Linked DNA regions of Homo sapiens: regions 2 and 3 are each linked to region 1. A link is a contact called in ENCODE Hi-C or POLR2A ChIA-PET data. All regions are on one chromosome and are shown on one strand. The core of a region is the stretch at or near the end of the contact, and the rest is flanking DNA. Distances in the headings are between cores, read along the strand shown.

Evidence for each region. A loop is a pair of places that touch in the nucleus more often than their neighbours do. ChIA-PET counts read pairs that join two places held with the same protein, here RNA polymerase II (POLR2A). Pooled maps may share reads with other maps.
Region 2: a map of CD8-positive, alpha-beta T cell shows a loop between it and region 1 (4-fold over the local background). The contact joins the promoter of TAF1A-AS1 here to the promoter of TP53BP2 in region 1. A Hi-C loop is called at or near these places in 1 of 168 maps with a recorded cell type or tissue (CD8-positive, alpha-beta T cell) and 7 of 50 pooled maps. POLR2A ChIA-PET finds 5 or more read pairs at or near these places in 2 of 52 experiments (CD4-positive, alpha-beta T cell and K562).
Region 3: a loop to region 1 is called in a map with no recorded cell type, with 4 times the contacts of the local background. The contact joins the promoter of FAM177B here to the promoter of TP53BP2 in region 1. A Hi-C loop is called at or near these places in 3 of 37 single-sample maps with no recorded cell type and 3 of 50 pooled maps.

Annotation. Positions count from the first base shown.
Region 1 is chr1:223,843,865-223,848,155 of GRCh38, reverse strand. It overlaps TP53BP2 (tumor protein p53 binding protein 2), which reads left to right and starts at 2,209. Exons shown (of 18, transcript NM_001031685.3): 1 at 2,209-2,502. The coding sequence starts at 2,476. RefSeq lists a silencer at 2,072-2,381.
Region 2 is chr1:222,587,798-222,592,088 of GRCh38, reverse strand. It overlaps TAF1A-AS1 (TAF1A antisense RNA 1), which reads right to left and starts at 2,169. Exons shown (of 3, transcript NR_110613.1): 1 at 2,127-2,169; 2 at 1,682-1,831. It overlaps TAF1A (TATA-box binding protein associated factor, RNA polymerase I subunit A), which reads left to right and starts at 2,156. Exons shown (of 11, transcript NM_005681.4): 1 at 2,156-2,362; 2 at 3,524-3,646. The coding sequence starts at 3,526. RefSeq lists enhancers at 1,123-1,655, 1,656-2,189.
Region 3 is chr1:222,734,846-222,739,136 of GRCh38, reverse strand. FAM177B (family with sequence similarity 177 member B) reads right to left here and starts at 1,935. Exons shown (of 6, transcript NM_001394345.1): 1 at 1,815-1,935; 2 at 1,116-1,233. BROX (BRO1 domain and CAAX motif containing) reads right to left here. Exons shown (of 13, transcript NM_144695.4): 13 at 3,950-4,291. RefSeq lists a silencer at 173-222 and an enhancer at 2,152-2,693.

The DNA of each region.
Region 1 (4,291 bases), core at 960-3,459:
TTGAGCAAGCCACTTCCATCTTTTGCTTGGCTTATCACAAGAGTTTCTTACTGTTCTCTGTTGACTTTCAGTTTTCCACAGCAGCTCTTAAAATATGTCAGCTGACATCACTCTTCTGTTCAAAACCTTTCCATAACTCCCCATTTCACTCAGAGCAAAGGTAAAGTCCTTAGAATAGCCTACAAGGCCCTCCTTGTCTGGCCCTTCATATCACTCCATCTCATCTCCTACTACTCTCCCCTCATCGTCTGCTCCAGCTATCTTAGCCTCCTTGATGGTCCCAGAATTTGCCAGGCAGGCTCCCATATCAGGCCTTAGCGTTGGCTGTTCCCTCTGCCTGGAAATCTTCCTTCATATTTGTGGAGTTCACACCCTCATTTCCTTCAAGACTGTGCTCACACACCGCCTTTTCAGTGAGGCTTACCTTGACCACCATATTTAAAGTTGCACCTGTACACCTTATCCCCTTCTCTTACCTTATTCTATTTTTTTCACAATAACTACACTTGTCTTTTGAACTTTTTGTTCATTGATGTATCCCTAGGACTTAGAAGAATATCTACCAAGTGGCAGGTATTTAATAAATATTTACTGAATGAGGGATGAATTTATTTTGCTTAACTCAGTATAACCCTCTTAAGAAAACAAGACTATAAACCAGATTTTTTGAGAACGTTAAATTCTTTTTTTTTTTTTCAGATGGAGTTTCACTCTCGTTGCCCAGGCTGAAGTGCAGTGGGGTGATCTCTGCTCATTGCAACCTCCGCTTCCCAGGTTCAAGAGATTCTCCTGCCTCAGCCTCCCGAGTAGCTGGCATTACAGGCATGCGCCACCATGCCCGGCTAATTTTTATATTTTTAGTAGAGACAAGGGTTTCACCACGTGGCCAGGCTGGTCTCGAACTCCTGACCTCAGGTGATCTGCCCGCCTCGGCCTCCCAAAGTGCTGGGATTACAGGCGTGAGCCACTGCGCCCGGGCGAGAACGTTAAATTCTAGTTGAATTAACCGTAATTTAGTATTTCCAGATACAGTATCTGGGATGGTGCAATAGGGAGTTCGATGGAGATTCTGGTAAGGGATATGGTGGGCTAAGAAAGAATTGTCTGTTCTTGATACTAGATAAACCCAGGGGATTTACCCCACTTCAGGTTCTAGAATCATGTATAAAGGCAGAGAAAAGTGATTCTGAGTGAACTTGCACTGACAACTTACTAGAACAAAGCTTCCTGGAGTTAGGGTTCCCGCAGTATGTGTCTCTCTGGAAGGTGGAATAAAAGCCTGAACCCGCTCTGCTACTCTTTGGAAGGCAGCCCTGCCATTTCCCTAGGCCTTGGCCTCCCTCCCTGGAAAAGGATGGTATCCACCGGCTCCCCGTATCGGAGGCTGTTTGCAGGGTGTTCCCAGCACCCCCCAGGGAAGCTCCTCAGAATGCTGCCTGACACATTTTTACAAAATTTATTTTTATTGTGGTAAAACATACACAACATAAAAGTTATCCCTTTATCCAGTTTGCGGTGTACGTTTGTTAACCTTACAGCAAGTAACACATGAGTTTTAAATTAGAATTTGGACAACGGCAAATGAGATGAAAGGCGAACAATCCGAAAGCCGGATCACTGAGGAGCTCTGGGAACGCGCCGCGAGCTGAAGCCACACGGGGAACTCCATTTTGTCGGGACAGGGTCGGTCCTGGCCGCCTCCAGGGAGTCGGGTAGTTTCCGCGGCGTGGCCCGGGCCTCCCCTGAAGTCCGTCCGCCTCTCTCCGCCTGGCCCAGCGGCGCGGCCGCCGGAGGACTCTGTCCACGCGCCCAACGTCGGGCGCCCTGTTCTGAAGGCAAAGGGTCCCCTGCCTCGCACGACTCGGAGCCGCCGAGGAGGTGACGGCGGCAGCCCTGGGGCGGCTCGGTGCCATTCACTACCATCCTGTTTTCCTGAGGCGCGGCCTTCCAATTGCCCCGGCTCCGCTAGGAGGCGCGCGCTCCAGCCGCTCCGCCGCGCGGCCCCGACCGCACTTCAGTCCGGGGCGAAGAAAGAAAAGGCGGCCGGCTCCCGCCGCTCCCCGTCTACCCAGCCGGGCCCGCGCAGGCGCGCGCAGCTCCCGTTCCCGCGGCCGCCCCTCCCCCAGGCCGCCGGGCGCGCCGCGGGCGGGGTCGGCGCGGGGGGCGGAGCCGGCACGGGCTCGGCTGGGGCCCGACCCGGGATTAGTTGGTTTCGGAGCGGAGGAGGGAGCCCCGACCGTCACGAGCGTCGAAGAGACAAAGCCGCGTCAGGGGGCCCGGCCGGGGCGGGGGAGCCCGGGGCTTGTTGGTGCCCCAGCCCGCGCGGAGGGCCCTTCGGACCCGCGCGCCGCCGCTGCCGCCGCCGCCGCCTCGCAACAGGTCCGGGCGGCCTCGCTCTCCGCTCCCCTCCCCCGCATCCGCGACCCTCCGGGGCACCTCAGCTCGGCCGGGGCCGCAGTCTGGCCACCCGCTTCCATGCGGTTCGGGTCCAAGATGATGCCGGTAAGTGGGCGAGCGGCCAGGGCGTCGGGCCCGGAAGTGTGCGGGGTCGCGTGCCGGGGGCTGGTCCGCGCCCTCGGGCGCGTCGGGGAAGGAGCCTGGGGGCCGCAGCCCGCGCGGAGGGGCCGGGGCTTTCCGAGCTTCGAGCGGGTTTCAGGAAGGGGAGGCTCCATCCTCTGGGCTCTGCGCCCACAGCCGTCGTGGGGGCGCGGCGAGACCCTAACCTCGAGGCGGGTTCCTCCAGCTGCTCCGGAGTCAGGCGAGCCGCCCGCGAGCCCAGCAGCCACTCAAACTTTTCGTCTTTCACTGGGTCTTGACTTTTTTGCAGTTCTTGAAGGTCAAGAATACGGGAACCGGGGACCTTGTTCTTTGCTGTGTCTTTTTACTTTTTACTGGAGTGAAACATACGTTACTGGAACGGGTACCTTTGCTTTGTTTTTAATTGAATTTCGATCTTGATATCCACAGTAGCAGCTAAGTCACCCTTACCTCTTTGTGGAAAGGGGTTTTGGTAAATGCAATCTCGGAAGTTTTAGATTGCAGGAAAGCGTACGTGCCTGGCTCCCTTCGTTTCCCACAGCTTTTAGCAAGACCTCCGGAGAGGATTAGTGCCTTCTTTAGGAGCTCCGCAGGCTTTTGACACGGCCACCAGGCCACAGATGAACAGCAGGTTTGAGACATTTCAGAAATGTCTCTGTCATTCAGCGATCGCGGAATGGAGGTTTGCGGTGTGTTGCGGTGGCTTCTGCAGACTTCAGTAGCGAGTTTCTTCGTGGAAGTTGTATTTGCACCTCTCCCACTGAAGTGGGGACATCTTGCAGGCATCCTATGCTTGTGGCTCCATTTGTTCAGACAAAGAAACAAAAAGCTTTTACTTTTATGAAGTCTGTGGAATGGAGTGATGACAAAGTTTGCAGTCATACATACAGAGTATAATATGCTGTTCCCTGGCCCCCTGCTTGTGTCATGGAGGGCGTCCCAAACTCTCACTGGGTCGACTTAACAATTCACTAGAATTAGTAATTGGGTTTAGAGGGTTTGGGATATTTTGTCCTGCCAGGATTCAAGGAATTTGAAAGTATTAATAGCATTATGCATCTTATTTTAGTTTAATGCCTGGTTATGAAATCAGGTTTGTAGTGTGAATACCCAATATTGAAATAATGGACCATAGATAAGGGTGATGGATTTTGCTGTTAAGATTTTTATTTCCTGGATTTACATTTCTTTGTGTTGAAGTAACTTGTACGGATTGTCTGTGAATTTTTCCTAACAGTAGGAGCAAGAGAAACACGTATCAGTTGTTGCTATATGGTTTCTTCCTTGTTTTTTGTCAAGGTATCCTTTGGAGATACCCTACCAAGGTATCCGTTGTGTAGCCGAATTCATAAAACGTTATGTGGCTCTTGAGACTATATTCAATTTAGCAGTATGGTTCTTCTGATTGCCTTTCTGATGTCAGAATACAATCCTAACACAGACTCAGTGTGGTATGATGGCACTTACACCAGCTTTGAAGTCAGACTAACACTTCAGTATTGCTCAGCTACTACCTTTAGTGACGTAGCCACTTAAAAAAAACTTGTCCCTCAGTTTCATCATCTGTAAAATGGGGATAATAGTACTCAGCTCTTAGGGTGGTTTGAGGATTAGAGTTATGTTTATGAAGGAAGTGTGATTAGTACAGTGTCTAGCTTGCAATAGGCGGTAGATAAACGCCTCTGAATTTCCAATGTTGGTTAAAGTGGAGATTCTCAGATTTGTGATATATAAAAATATGAAATAATTTTTC
Region 2 (4,291 bases), core at 920-3,419, 1.3 Mb after region 1:
TCTAGCCCATGTATTTTGGTTTTCTCTATATTATTATCTGAGATGTTTTTATTTTTATGCTTTCATGCCACATTCCTTTTTTATTCTCGTTAGCTGTGATATAGGATAGTCTATTTATGATGAGGTCTCTTCAACTGTTTGGCTATGTGAAGTTTGTTCTTTAATAGATTGCACAGGAAGCGTTCATGGAAATAATATTCCTTAAATGACAGTTTGCAACTTTAAAAACAACATAATTCATCACCATATTAAGTTGCTCTGTAGCACAAAGTAATTGTAAGAACATGTTTTTCTTAGGACATGTTTTCTTATAGATTGAAATCTAGAAAAGTCTTTGCATGCTTTATGTTTTCATATTTGTCATGCCTTTTTTTTTTTTTTTTTTGAGACATGGTCTTGCTATGTTGCCCAGGATGGAATTGAACTTTTGAGCTCAGCGATCTTCCTGCCTCAGCCTCTGGAGTAGCTGGGACTACAGATGCCTGCCACGGCAACCTTCCCTCCTTCCTTCTTGTTTATGCTATTGGATGTGATCTAGTTGATTTTTTTTATCTCTTCTCTCCAACACATTTTCTGTCAGAATTGCAGCATGGGAAAGAAAAAGCATAGGTAGGGCACGTTTCCTACTGCTCCTTAGAGCTGTTTGAGAACTTCGAGGAAAATCTGAAAGCTCTTCCTCATTTTCGGGAGAACATAAACTTTTTTCCATGTAAAATCATTTCTGGGCTGGTTTTGGTGAATTTACACCTCAAGCCAATGGGAGAAAAGTAGCCAGACTAAGCCTCTAGACAAGAAAGTAATGATTATGTATGTTATTTTGTGTGTGGTCTCCTGGACTACGCATAATTTATGTTAGCCCTGCCTGTAGAGTTAGAGCACAAGCTTGAGTGAGGACTCAAGAACTAATGACAGAGAGAGCAGCAGAAGGAACTTTTCTTGCAAGTCCTTAACTACTGCATATTGTTTTATGCAGAAGACAACATAGAATCAACTATTTGTAGCATTTTAAGGAATCCATGTACAAAATTTTTTTTGACAGGGTCTCATTCTGTCGCCCAGGCTGGAGTGCAGTAGGGTGATCACAGCTCACTGCAGCCTCGACCTCCCTGGGCTCAGGTGATCCTCCCACCTCATCCTCCCGAGTAGCTGGGACTAGAGGCATGCATCATCACCCCAGCTTATTTTTTTTTATTTTTATTTTGTAGGGACGGGGTTTCATCATGTTGACTAGGCTGGTTTCGAACTCCTGAGCTCAAACTTTCCGCCTGCCTCGGCCTCCCAAAGGGCTGGGATTACAGGCATGAGCCACCGCGCCCGGCCTCAAACTCTTACCAGACCCTTTAATTTCCTCTCCGATACTCCGATTCTACTCAAACTGTTCACCTACACAGAGGAAACTCAGTGATTCCTGGGGGAGCCTATGCTATATTTGTGCATCCTCATTTGTGGACAAAATTCTTTCTTGCTGTGACTTGAAAGCAGCCTCCCTTTACCTTTCACTTATTAGTCCTAGTTCTGTTCTCTGCTGCTAAGAAAAAGGGTCTGATCCTTCTTTCACTGATCAGCCCTCCAAATATTGGAGAAGCACACTGCGTTTCCATGGGCCTGCAGTCCTTTTCCGGGATCATCTTCCCTAGAACCCCTCAACTGTCTCTCATTTCACACGGTTTAACCATCTTACCTTTAACCCATATTTCATTTGTTTGTCTCAATGTCCCTCATGAAAGTTGACCCAGACGGGTCCGCAGAACAACTTTTGCTGAGAAGGCAAAGGAAATTCTCGCCCAAATTGTGGAGAAGGCAGTCGAACCAATTAAACCTAAAGCTAAAACTGTAATAGAAAAGAACTTTCAAGCTCGCAATGAAAAGGCTATGCATGGATTTATCTCATCACAGCCACTAGCCACACCTCCACTCGTGCAGTGCGCCTGCGAGCCGAGCAGAAACCAATGGCCCATCGTAGTGAATTTCTCGGGTAAAGTGACATTCTCCGCTTTTGAATGCTCCCTTCGCCCAGCCGCCAACCCCTCGCCCCAATTTCCATTTTAAATGAAAGTCTCCCACTTTCTAGCTGAGACAGACAAAAATAAAACTCGGGCAAAACCAATCGCAGAGAGGCAGCTCACTGTCACTTCCTGGGTCACTTCCAGAAGTCACTTCCGGGGTCGAGGCGAGGCCAACGATACGCCTGCTGCAGCAGGAGGAGTTACGAGCCGGGCCGCGCGCTGCCTAAATACCTAAACCAGGTTTAGCGCCTGCTCATATAAAGCTCTCCTAACTCGTCTTCCGGTGGGAATTTCTTCACGTGGGCCGGAGTCGGAGACTGAGTTTAGCTTTACTGAGGAGCTCTAAATTTAGGCGGGTAAGTGCCGCAGATATCGCCCGTGGTTCCTGCGTTTAAATGGAACGGGAAGGGGTGTGTCAGGATTCATCCATGTTCTCCTGATATTTCCTCCTAATACCTGAAACCCTTGGGGTCTGAAAACGAAAGAAGGGGATAGAGAAGCTTTGGTTGCCGTGGCAACTGCGGGTCACCAATTTGGGTTTTTGAGGATTTGGAAAGGGAGGATTTGTGTAACTACTCCTGAAAACACGTGATGGGTCGGATTCAAATTCAGTTGTTACTTATAATTCATACTCCTAGCCACATGCTTTGAATTTAGAAGGTTTACTCTGGGTATAATGCAGAGATGCAAAATCTGAGCCAGGGTAATTGTTTAGAAAGCTGATGCGGTAATCTAGGCACTGTTTGAAGGGGTCTTGAACTAGAGTAGTGCTGTAGGATTGAAGAGGGGAAATAGGGGAAATTTGGAGGTAGTATCAGGGGCACTAATACTCGATTTCATATGGGTAATGAGGAAGGGGCCCTGAGCATCTTTAGGAGTAAGTCTAAACTCACCTTGGCTTATGATGATTTTTCTAGGTTCGTTTCTCACCTTCCGCACCCCTCCTCCACACGCACCTCGAATTCTAGTCATGCCAAGTAGTTTGGTGTTCTATTTCCTAGACTATCGTCCTCACCATTTTTTGTGATGTTAGGCAGGTTCCATCATTTCACTAAGCCCCTCAGTTTTTTCAACCTTCACATGGAAGAAAGTAATAGTACCCACCTCAGGATTGCTGTGGGGATTAAATTAGATAATTTATACTTCTAGTGCATAGTAAGGGCCTAATAAATATTAGCTGCTACTTCTATTCTTACTGTACTTTTCATATTGTTTTGTTATTATACGTTTTGCTGTTTCTTCGTCTAGACTTGAGATTTTTTAAATTAGAGGGGCAGTATCTTATTTATCTTTACATGGACTTGAAACATTAGTGGTTCGGTCTTTAATGGATCATTCATTTTGGCTGTTGCTGACATAGTTAAATTCATTTTTTACTTTAAAAGAGCTGACAGGTATAATGCATTTTGCTAATCAAATTATATTTATTAGATAAAAAGATAGCCGTTTTTCTGTACAACTCAGAAGACTGTGGATTAAGATGTACAGAAAGTAACTGATATCTCATCTTGTAATAGGTATGAGTGATTTCAGTGAAGAATTAAAAGGGCCTGTGACAGATGATGAAGAAGTGGAAACATCTGTGCTCAGTGGTGCAGGAATGCATTTTCCTTGGCTTCAAACATACGTAGAAACTGTGGGTAAGTAAAATAATAACATTGAGCCATTTTAACTTTAAGGAGGTGGTAAGATTCAATAGGGATACAAAATGAATAACCAGACTGGTTTAATTTTCAAGAGGAATATGTGGAGGGTTTTTTGGCTAAAAGCCAAAAGAAATCTTTTTTCTTTTAGAATTCTTTGCCCTTGGATTAATAATAGATAGTCTGTATTATGCTAGATACACATTTTTTCCAGTAATACTTACTGAGCACTTTTATCTCTGGCATTGATTAAATATTGGGGAGTCATAGGTGAAGATATGGTCTCTGCCATTGAGGAAAACATGCCTAGGAAGTGTTCAAGAAGTTGCTGTTGAATTGCATTGAAATTATTTCGAATAGAATTGATCGTGTAATAGATTTTTTTTTTTTTTGAGACAGAGTCTTGCTCTGTTGCCCACGCTGGAGTGCAGTGGCTAGATCTTGGCTCACTGCAACCTCTGTCTCCCAGGTTCAAGTGATTCTACTCAGCCTCCCGAGTAACTGAGATTACAGGTACCAGCCACCACGCCTGGCTAGTTTTTGTATTTTTAATAGAGACAGGGTTTCACCATGTTGGGCAGGCTGTTCTTGAACTCTTGACCTCAAGTGACCTGCCCACCTCAGCCTCCCAAAGTGGTGGGA
Region 3 (4,291 bases), core at 686-3,185, 1.1 Mb after region 1:
AACCAAATGAAACATACGCACACCCTCATCCCCTGTACACCTGGCTTGCCTCTATTATCTTACAGACTGATGATATCTGTTGGCTCTCTGAAGAAAATACCAGTCTTCGTTCTTTATGATTATGGTGTTGTGCATTAATAGCCATATACATCTTTAAGTTCAGAGGGCTCTTTGGGAGGTTGGAGGGGAGTGGAGAGAGAGACCGTGAATGAGCACAAGAGTGAGCACTAGCTAGCTCACAGTTGGTTTACTGAATGTTTTTCTGCCACCTAATGGGCATTTTAGAATATGCTATGCAAAATTCATCTTTGTAATCGGTACATGTCACACAGAGGGGTCTCAATAGTGAACAGTTTGGAATCAACTTATTTACAAAAACCTTGGGAACATTGCCAGCTTCACACCTAGATGTCGGTATTTTGTAAGTGATCTTCTTTTGGCTTTGGTTTAATTTTTTTTTTCTTTTTTTTGAGACACGGTCTTGCTTTTGCCCAGGCTGGAGTGGTGCAGTGGTGCAACCTCGACCTCCCACAGGCACGTGCCACACGCCCAGCCTTTTTTTTTTTTTTTTTGCAGTTTTTGTAGAGACGGAGTCTCCCTATATTGCCCAGGCTGGTCTTGAACTTCTGGACTCAAGCGATCCTCCTGCCTCAGCCTCCCAAAGTGCTGGGATTACAGGCATGAGCCACTGCGCCCGGCTCAGTTTAATTCTTGGGAGCACCTCTACCTTTTGTTTCTTAAAAACCCCAAATACAGACTATGAAGGATAGTTCCTAAGTATATAATGTAATTAACAGGCCATATAATCTCTCTGACCTTTTAAATATTGTATTACCCCAGGGCTCAGTGATTGGACCTCTTCTCTTTCCTATCTGCTTTCTTGATGATCTCCTTTGGCCCTGTGGCTTTCAATACTATCCACACACAGATGATTGTAACATTTATATTCTCCAGGTCAGACTTTTTCCCTGAGTCTCACAGATCCAACTACCTGCTTGACATCTCTTCTTAGTTGTCTAATGGACATCTCAATCCTAATTTGTCTAAATCTTTGCTCATGCTTTCAGTGCAACTCTCCCTCCATCCCCCCAACACACACATACTCACACATTTACCTCTACTCTTCTGGCAGCCTTCTCATCTCAATAAATGGCAACTCTGTTCTTCCAGTTGCTCAGGCCAACAACACTAAAGTCATTCTTGGTTCTTCTTTAATCACACCTCACATCAAATCTGCCAGGAAATTGTCTTGGATATTTCTGGAATCATACTTTTCATTACTCCACTGCTACCACCCTGGTCTATCATCTCTCACCCTTGCCGTCGTCTCTCACCTAGATTATTGCAGCAGCCTCCTAATTGGCCCCCTCCAGTCTACGCTCGAAAAGGAGCCAGAATTGTTAAATCCTAAGTGAGACCATGTCATGTCTTTGCTTAAAACTCTCCAGTGGGTTCCCGTCTCACCTAGAGTAAAAGCCAAACTCCTCATAATGGCCTACAAGGCTGTATACCTAACCCCTACGAGCTTTCTGACGCCATCTTGTACTACTCTCCCACCACTGACATCACTCTAACCCCACGGGCCTTCTTCCTGCAATTCCCTGACCACACAGGTCCGCCCTCTCTCTCTGCAGAGAGCTCTCTGCTGGCTGCTCTATTAGTCTTTCTTTCCTTAGACTGTTTCCTTGCTCATTTCCAGTCTTTAACTCAAATGGAGACTACACTGAGCTCCGCTTTCAAGGCAACCTCCCATTGCCTTCACCACCACCCTCTGCATCTTACCTCCTGTTTCATTTTTTCTCCTTAGCACTTACCAACACTGAACACTCCATATTCCACCTGTCTCTGTCTTCCCTTTCCTCCCTGTCCTGCCCCTTGGCAGAGGGGGAGGGTTTTACCTGTTATGTTCACTGCTGTATCTTCTGCCCCTATGATGCCTTACACGTAGCTGGAACTCAGTATTTGTTTAACAAATGAATCATACATTTAGTTAAGGTTAATGGGTGGGAGGAGTTATATAACAGATTGGAAAAATAAGAACAGACTTGTAACTGTCTTTATTTCCTGCTTTAGAAATTACTATCTTCATTTAATATTTTTCTGATTACATCTATCTACTAATCATTTCAATTAGCTCCTTCACTGAAACACAGCATTGTAATCTGTACCAAGAAAATAACACACTAGTTCTACATCTTGGCATTTAACTTCAATAAGTAAATATACTATTTTAAGTATGTAACACTTAAACATTTTCTAGAGCTCTTTCCATTTTCATTTATCTAGAAAATGTTTTCAAATGGACTGTTAAAATTCAGCTAAGAACTGATGTTGGGTCATTACGCTGGAGCTAATTAGCATTGCTTGCCTGGAGCTGCTGGTCCCCCTTCCTGCTTCCACCTTTCCTTTTTTCTGAGGTGGTTGAAAGGTCAAACCCCTGGTGAGAGGAGAGAACCAAAGCCCCACTGCGTGCCTCAGATGCAGAGTTTCACAGCGTGGTATTCACTGGGTATTCACCGACATTTCTCTAGGCCCCTTCACCTGAAGGAACTGGCCTGCTCCAATCAGTGACTTGCAGTGTGTGTGTCAGGGGCAAGGATAGAGTGAGGAAAAATGTGAAATAACAAATCACTGCCGCTCCTTGAGAATTACAGGAGCATCACCTGGCAGGATTTTTGTATCCTTATTTTCAGTATTAAACCACATACATGCACCCCACTGCCTGCATGCCTGTCCATGCCTGTCCCACTGTGGTGTTTCACAGCATTTTTTACATCATGGCAGATAGAGAAAATTAGTTGTTTGGAATTCTGGAGGCGACCAGCCTGGGAGCTCCAGCCACCTTAAGTGCTGCCCAGCTAGACACCCAGAAGGCTTCGATCAATAGCTTGAGACAAACTACTTGAGAAGCTCTGCATTAGAGAAGCAAATTCAAGTCTTGACATTTTCTCAGGGGAGTGCTCTGAAAGTGACTATATAAGCTTCTACCGACCTCAAGCAAATCACAGGCATTAGATACATTAAATTGCTGAAGTGATAGCTCTGGCTTTTTGGATATGCACAATCAAATATAGTTTTCTGTTTTATAATTTGTCAACTCCCCTTCCAGATTAACTATTTTGATCCCTTTATTACTATAACATTCTTAAATATTTAAATTTTAAGCAAATTATTCAAATGTCAAATAAAATCTTTAGATACAAACTTATGGTAACCCAAAGTGACATTCCAAGTTTATTTTACACACATTAAGAGATAAGAAACCCAGTATTTTCTAAAGCATGAGTACTCTAATTCTGAAAGAATTCTGAATATGGTATTATTTCTGCATGCATTTATACAACGCTAAAAGTGCTGCCTCAAGTTTGCAAGGAATAGAGTTTTCTACAGATTATTGTACAGCGATAATGATACACTCTTTAGCTTAGCGTACCATAGTACAAATACTGTATCATGTTGGCTATTACTAAGCACGAGACATAAACAGGCCAATCAAAATCCTTTGAGATTAAGAAGTGATAGGTGCCAATAAACATAAGTAGAAACTGAACAAGGAGCGTTGAATATTTAATGAACCCATGAAGCATAAAACAATTGATGCAAATGTTTGTCATTTTATTTTTTTTGAGACAGGGCCTCACTGTGTCGCCCAGGCTGGAGTGCAGTGGCATGACTGTGGTTCACTGCACGTGCCACCATACCCAGCTAATTTTTTATTTTTTACAGAGACAGGGTTTCACCACGTTGTCCAGGCTGGTCTCAACTCCTGGGCTCAAGCAATCTTCCTGCCCAAGCCTCCTAAAATGCTAGGATTATAGGCGTAAGCCACCATGCCTGGTTATCTGTCATTTTAAAACATTACTGTGAAGAATAATTTTGCACTGTTTTAACTGCTACTGGCTTAGTAAGTATAAAAATATTTGTCGAAAAACAAAAGATCTCAATGAAATTGTAAGTAAAATTACTTTTATTTTCATAAATAAAAAGACAACCCATTATACACTTTTAGTTGAAGTAACATGTTAGTTGTCACTGCCTAGTATGAAATCCATGTAATAGTTAACAAACAGTTACACCTCTCTATAACCTTCATGCAACTTCTATACATTTGATAATTCCCCAAAATTTCCAACATTTCAAAAAACATTATATATAATGGGATACTTTAGTCACAAAGTGTCACCTTTGCTGAGTCAACAAAATATTTATATGCTCATGTCAAAGATGCCTACTGATGTAAAGTAATACCAGTATTGCTGCATTTTACAGAAGCACTGAGCATATTACATTT